Regions from separate parts of the Homo sapiens genome. Here region 2 is linked to region 1. A link is a loop called in an ENCODE intact Hi-C map of the cell type or tissue named here. Cell type or tissue: Caco-2. All regions are shown on one strand. Links, peaks and the distances in the headings refer to the core of each region. The heading gives the core; the rest is flanking DNA.

Region 1 (2,928 bases), core at 227-2,726:
AGTTGACCAAAGGAACCGATAATGTTTGATATCTTTAATATTCTCCCCAGCAATGCCAAGCAAAGCACTGAAACACGTTTTGTTTTTTTTATACATTAGCAACTATATAATTTGACTTACAGTCTTCCACCTCTTAGTTATTCAACCGTGTTTATTGACTGTCCATTAGTGCAGAAAGTTGCTCTGAGTGTTAGGGAAGGAGGTCTGAAACTAGCAACTGTGCTTCTCAGTGTTGTACCTCAAAAGAAATATTGCTAGCCTGGAAGACAGAAAACAAGTGTTCTTCTAACTCCACCCTGACATGGGATCCTGAACAATGCATTTAAACTCACTGTGAAATTGGAACAATATAACAAACAGCTAATATTTATTAAGTTACTTTATGCTTGGCAATGTACTAAGTGCTTTATATGCATTATCTTATTTTATTCTCACAGCAACCCAGTAAAGTTCATATTATCATTATTCTTTTTGTTTTATACATAAGTGAGACTTGAAATGACACCTCTCTTAGTCCAGAGCCTGGGGCCTTAACTTCCATTCCCCAGGGTTAGAATAAACATCTAACTAGTTAATATATACAAAAATGCACTTTCAGCTTGTAACAAATATAAAGTGCTCCTTTTTTAACTGTAAAATAAATAAAAGGTTGTATCTGATTCTTCTTTACTTCTTATTCGTGCTTGGCATGAATAAGTGGGTGACTGAGCAGTGTTTGTTGGACAAGACATTCGTATACTTGTGCTACCTTATCTGCAGCCTCACTGACATACCTCATTTAATCTCCATGTCCACTGAACTTGCCTAAAGTATTGCTATTTACAGAATGGGAATTTGATATTATTTATGTGTTTAAATAAAGTGTTCTTACCTCTAAAATTCTGACTGAAGTTACTTCACAATTTTGAGTACATACATAGATACAAAAGGCTAAACCGTTGTATTTAGCAATTTCTACTCTGTTAAGTGGAGAACCCACCCTACAATACTGTCATGGTGACTGCAGAGGGAAGAGAGTACAAAAATGCCATGGGTGCACTAGACAATGCTCATTCAGGGGGAATAATAAAGAAAGACATCCCAGAGCAGTTGTTACTAGGAGGATTTTGAAGGAAAGGAATTGCAGGTGCCTGTGACTGTCCTACTAGGATAAGATGCACCAACTCTGCTCTCCTGTAAAAGAAAACTTTTACAGTTTTATTCTCTCTTATCTCTCTTTGTGGCCTAACGTTGTCAAAATAACAATGAAATATTTCTTTTAAACATTTATGGTTTTTGTCTCTTTTTTTAAAAATAGCCATAAAGTTGTATACAAGGCATTGAATCAGACATCTTTTTTGCAGTACATCAGACCCGCCTGTTTCTTTTCCAGCTGCTGCTGTGCACCAGCTCCCATGACTCCACACAGCTCCAGCCTGACAGGGCTTTGCCTCAGGCCCATGGCAAGAGACTCCACCTGGTGTTCGTGCATGTGCAACCCAGAAATGCAAGAACACTGGCACTCTGTGGAGTGAATCTTCATCCAGCAGCAGATGGTTGCATGTGGATAGTCTCCTTCCGTCTTCCTATGGATGATCTTTCGATTCTGATTATAGAGCTTCCCAGGCAGTCCTGTGGCAACCTGCTGGAAAATGCTTTATTGTATTGACTCTCCATCCTTCCCAGCCTCTCTCCCCTCATCCTCTGCTACTGCTTCCTTCAACTGTGTTTCCAATCAGTTAATAGCCCACATACCCTCTCTCACAGACACTTTCTAGAGGACCCAGTGTATGACAAACATTGAGGATGGAAAGTCAACGTTTTAGCAACAACTATCCTTAATATGAGGTCCTTATTTTGGACTCATGGATGCCAAACAGGACAGAGAGAAATGTGAAAGTGGACTACCCTAATGTATAAAAATCATGTTTCTGAATAATATTTAATGAAAATGATCTGGGTTAGTGCCCGTAATATTAAAGATGAATAAAAAGTGGGTCATCTATTTTCTGTGATCTACTTTTATGTAAAATATGTATTTATCTGTATGCAAGAGTGACAGGAAAGAGAAACAATAAAATGTTAACTGTGGTTATCTCTGCGTGGTGCTGTTATGGGTCATTTTTGTATTTCTCTTTATGCCTTTCTGTAATTTTCCCAATTGTCTATGACCACGTTCTACTTTTAAAATTAGAGAGAAAAAGAATAGCCATTAGTAGTGAACCTAAAGAGTCATTTATTCCTTCCTTTAAGTTTTTTTCTTCATAAACTGTGTGTTTATGGCCGATAAAGCACAGTGCCATTCAGATCCTCGTCTTTTTCACACATCAGGAGTTGGTATGGTTTCTGCTGCAATTCAATTGCCAACTGAAGCCCAGAGATGGGTTCACACTTCAGGTCTGTGGGAGCTGCCATGGCTGTGAGGCAGAGTTCACATTTACTGGTGGGAGGATGATATTACTGACAATGATGAAGGGGAAGAGCACTGATTGAGTACTGACAGCATAAAGGTGTTGTCAGACCACAGAGTTGGACACAGTCTCAGGGTCTAGATTTAATCCACATTTCTAGGAGGCATCCTGACAGCCCTTGGCATCACTGTCAATTGGTGATGATTGATAAGGAGAAACAGGCAGAGAGGCTTTTCTGGTATCCTTTAGCACCACAATTACTTTACATATGGCTGAATTAGGTGGATGCCCCTAATCACCTAAGGACAGTGGGAAGATTGTGCCAAACCTCAGAATATAACTGAAATTCCACCACTTTTACCTCATTGTGATGGAGTAAGCAAAACCTACCTAGGTTTGGCAGAGTCCCTCAGTGTGTTCCTGGGAAGATATTATATTCTACCATTATTAGTCCTTATCATTTTGTCTTGAATATCGACTGTTTCCTTCTTTAACCATAAAATAAGAGAAGGTTAAAAGATAATGAGTAAAGAAGAGA
Region 2 (2,928 bases), core at 206-2,705, 75 kb before region 1:
TGCTATGGTTGACTACTGGTGCAATGCTGTAGAGCAGATCTTTAGAATTTACTCATCTTGCTCAACTAAAACTTTATGTCCTTTGATTAGTAACTCTCAAACTCTCCCTGCCCTTGAGACCCTGCCAACCATCATGTCACTGATTGTATAAATTTGGCTACTTTAGATTTGTTTTTTTGTGACTTCCTTATTTTACTTTGCATAATGTCCTCCAGGTTCATCCATGTTGTCATATATTGCAGAATCTCCTTTGTTTTACAGGCTGAATAGTATTCTACTGTACGTACATATCATGTTTTTTTATCCAATCATTTATTGATGAACACGCCTTAACCTTTTTCAACTGCACAATTTATCTTATTTCCCAAAGGTACTTCTCAGCCCAGCAACAACTTCCATTTTACAAAGACGTGCCTCCATACACACACCTATATCATAGACAACTCATTTGCTCTGCAGTTTTTCTGTGCCTGCAAAACGGCTCCAAACTTAGGCCACTTTAACAAATGTGGCTTCCCTGAGTTCTATGACCATTCCAATGTGATCATTTCACAGCAGCACAGTTCTAGAAGAGCTGCTACCTGGGAACCTCTGGCACTTCCAAGCAGACTGGCTCTCTCATGGAACTAGCCATCATTTGGAGAGCTGAACTTGGCTTCTTCGGTAAATGTTACAGCTGCTATTTGAAGAGCAAAAGAAAGAAACCACAGGGATAACTTAAGAGGGGAGCACAAGTATTTGGAATGGTGAGGGGAGATCCTGACCAATTAGGAGAAACATGAAATAGATTTGAAAGGCTTGGGATTTTCTAATTATTGCTGCCTACAACTCTACTTCTTGACAGTAGCATTTCTGACCCAAACAGCAAGATGGGAAACCCAGCTCTAAAGTAACTAAACATGGCTGTAGTACAAAATATTATACTGTACATTAGGTAGAAACAGAGCAGTTATAAAGGACCCATAGTGCTTCTGAACAAGTTTTTCAGCTGCACTGCACATTTACTGCCTTAGATATCACAGCAGGTTTTCACTCCAAACCACCTAAGTATGTAGATTTTTAAACACCACTTAAACGATCTTCTGCCAAAAGAATTAAATTACCATTTATAGCCTATTCCTCTATTAAAAATTAATGAATTTACTAGCTCGTAGGATGGAGGCCTTCATTTGTTTTATAAAAAAAAGCTTTGATCTGCAATTCTCCAAGGCTGTGATTGTTTTTATTCTTCAGTTCTTCTCATTAAAAATAAATACCTCCGTTCTCTAAGATACACCTGCAAAGCACTTAAAATACCCATTTGAAGAACAGGAAACCTATTTTAGTTTCCCTGCTAAAGAATCTACTGTTTAAAGTGCTTCTGCAATGGGAAAAGCTCTTTTCTTCAGTACCCAGGCACCATTCTGGGTGGTGAAGGACCAAAATCCAAGGTTTGCACCTAATCACTATTTACAGAGCAAGCTCAAAGGGCAGCTTCTTAAAGCTGAAGATCTAAGCTGTAATCAGAATTCCACACATACTGTCTTTTGTTCAAGAGGGAGTAATGAGTCAACTTGAAGTCAGTTTGATGCATTGAATACTTCAGGCTACACACCTAATGCAGTCTAAACTACCAGGAGTCGCTTTTCTCTAACAGATGCCACAAGCGTTAATAGCAAAAGGCAAATGAGCTCTTAGTGTATAACCAAAAGATGGCTGGCAACAGCTATAGTTTTCTTCTATGCTATCCTATGGTAAAATGCTCTTAACTGTGGCTTAAATGTGTTATGTATTATTAAAACAAGAGAAATGTGAAGCTTTTCTAAGTGAACTAGTTATCAGAGACTACTGCTAACTCAAGCATGGTCCTTCAGGAAAACAACTACACCAAAAGCACATACTATATTTGAATAACACCATCCAGTCCACTCAGTTACCATGTGCAGATTACATAGAGAACTGAATGAACAAACGGGATAAGTTGGAGTCATTCCCTCCGTGCATATAAGAAGGTTCTCAAAGCTATTTCCAGGACTTCGGCATTCACATCCCATTACGCACTGCTCGATTATCCAGGCTTCTGCAACATGAAATTTGGAATAATCAAAAACCCTGGACTGATCCTATCACTGGCAGTGATTGCCTAGAGGTCGATAGAAAAGACTTGAACCCTGAATTTTTCCAATCCACAGACACTGCATACTGAACCTCTGCAATAAATCAACTGCCAGAATGACAAAGCATCACTGGCAATGTGTATCCCCACTGCCAAAACTGGGGAGAGTTTCGCATTAGGAACTGTCTTCTGATCTAAAGCTTCAGGTCAACAGAAAAGGGAAGGCAGTCAGTCTCCAGGGAGAGAGAGGGAGTCACGCTGTTTTAAGCAGCAGTTTTTACCGACACTCTCATCTCGGGGAAAAGCACAAGCAGTGGCACTCAAGATTGTTGCCAAGCTGTGTGCCCACTGCCTGCCATCCTTCTGGCCACACCCCACGTCCTGGAGGAGAAGTAGGAAACAAGGTGGAACATTCTAGAAAACAAAATATACAATCCTCCAAATAAGCCACATTGCCATTTCTACCCTCTGCTACCTTAATTCAACACATATAGACAGATACATAAGGACTACAGATACTTCTTCTTAATTTTGGCACCAAATTTAAAATATACAAATGCCTCTTCTTATGAGACAAAACAGGACATGCGCAAGGGAACCAGACAGATGATTCTTCTGCCAAGATAACTGTTTTTTCCTAAGCATAAAGGGAATACATTAGAAGTTGGTTAAGATTATTTCATAGAAACAGAGACCTAAGTGTCTTTCCCAAAATATCACACAGATGATCAATAGCCACTTGTGTTGCCCCTCAAATGAGCTACAATAGTGTTGTAAGAATGGGATACTCCCCTCAATAGAACATGTTCAGCACTTAACCATCTGAAATGTGC

What was found. Hi-C counts contacts between places; a loop is a spot of excess contacts. Peaks named below come from ENCODE experiments on the same cell type or tissue, not always from the same donor. Only the 100,000 strongest peaks of a DNase experiment are listed, where the experiment ranks them.
Region 2: it touches region 1 in a loop (4-fold over the local background); 4 of 110 quality-filtered maps call a loop at or near these places.

What each region holds. Positions count from the first base shown.
Region 1 is chr11:92,210,308-92,213,235 of GRCh38, reverse strand. No RefSeq gene overlaps it. Among named protein-coding and RNA genes, the nearest start is that of FAT3, 13 kb to the left of the region's middle. In Caco-2, for the core only: a CTCF peak has its summit at 1,431; a DNase peak (open chromatin) is centred at 1,435.
Region 2 is chr11:92,285,473-92,288,400 of GRCh38, reverse strand. The region is part of intron 1 of FAT3 (FAT atypical cadherin 3); the gene reads right to left. Among named protein-coding and RNA genes, the nearest start is that of FAT3, 62 kb to the right of the region's middle. In Caco-2, for the core only: no CTCF peak of the experiment used is centred there; a DNase peak (open chromatin) is centred at 1,430.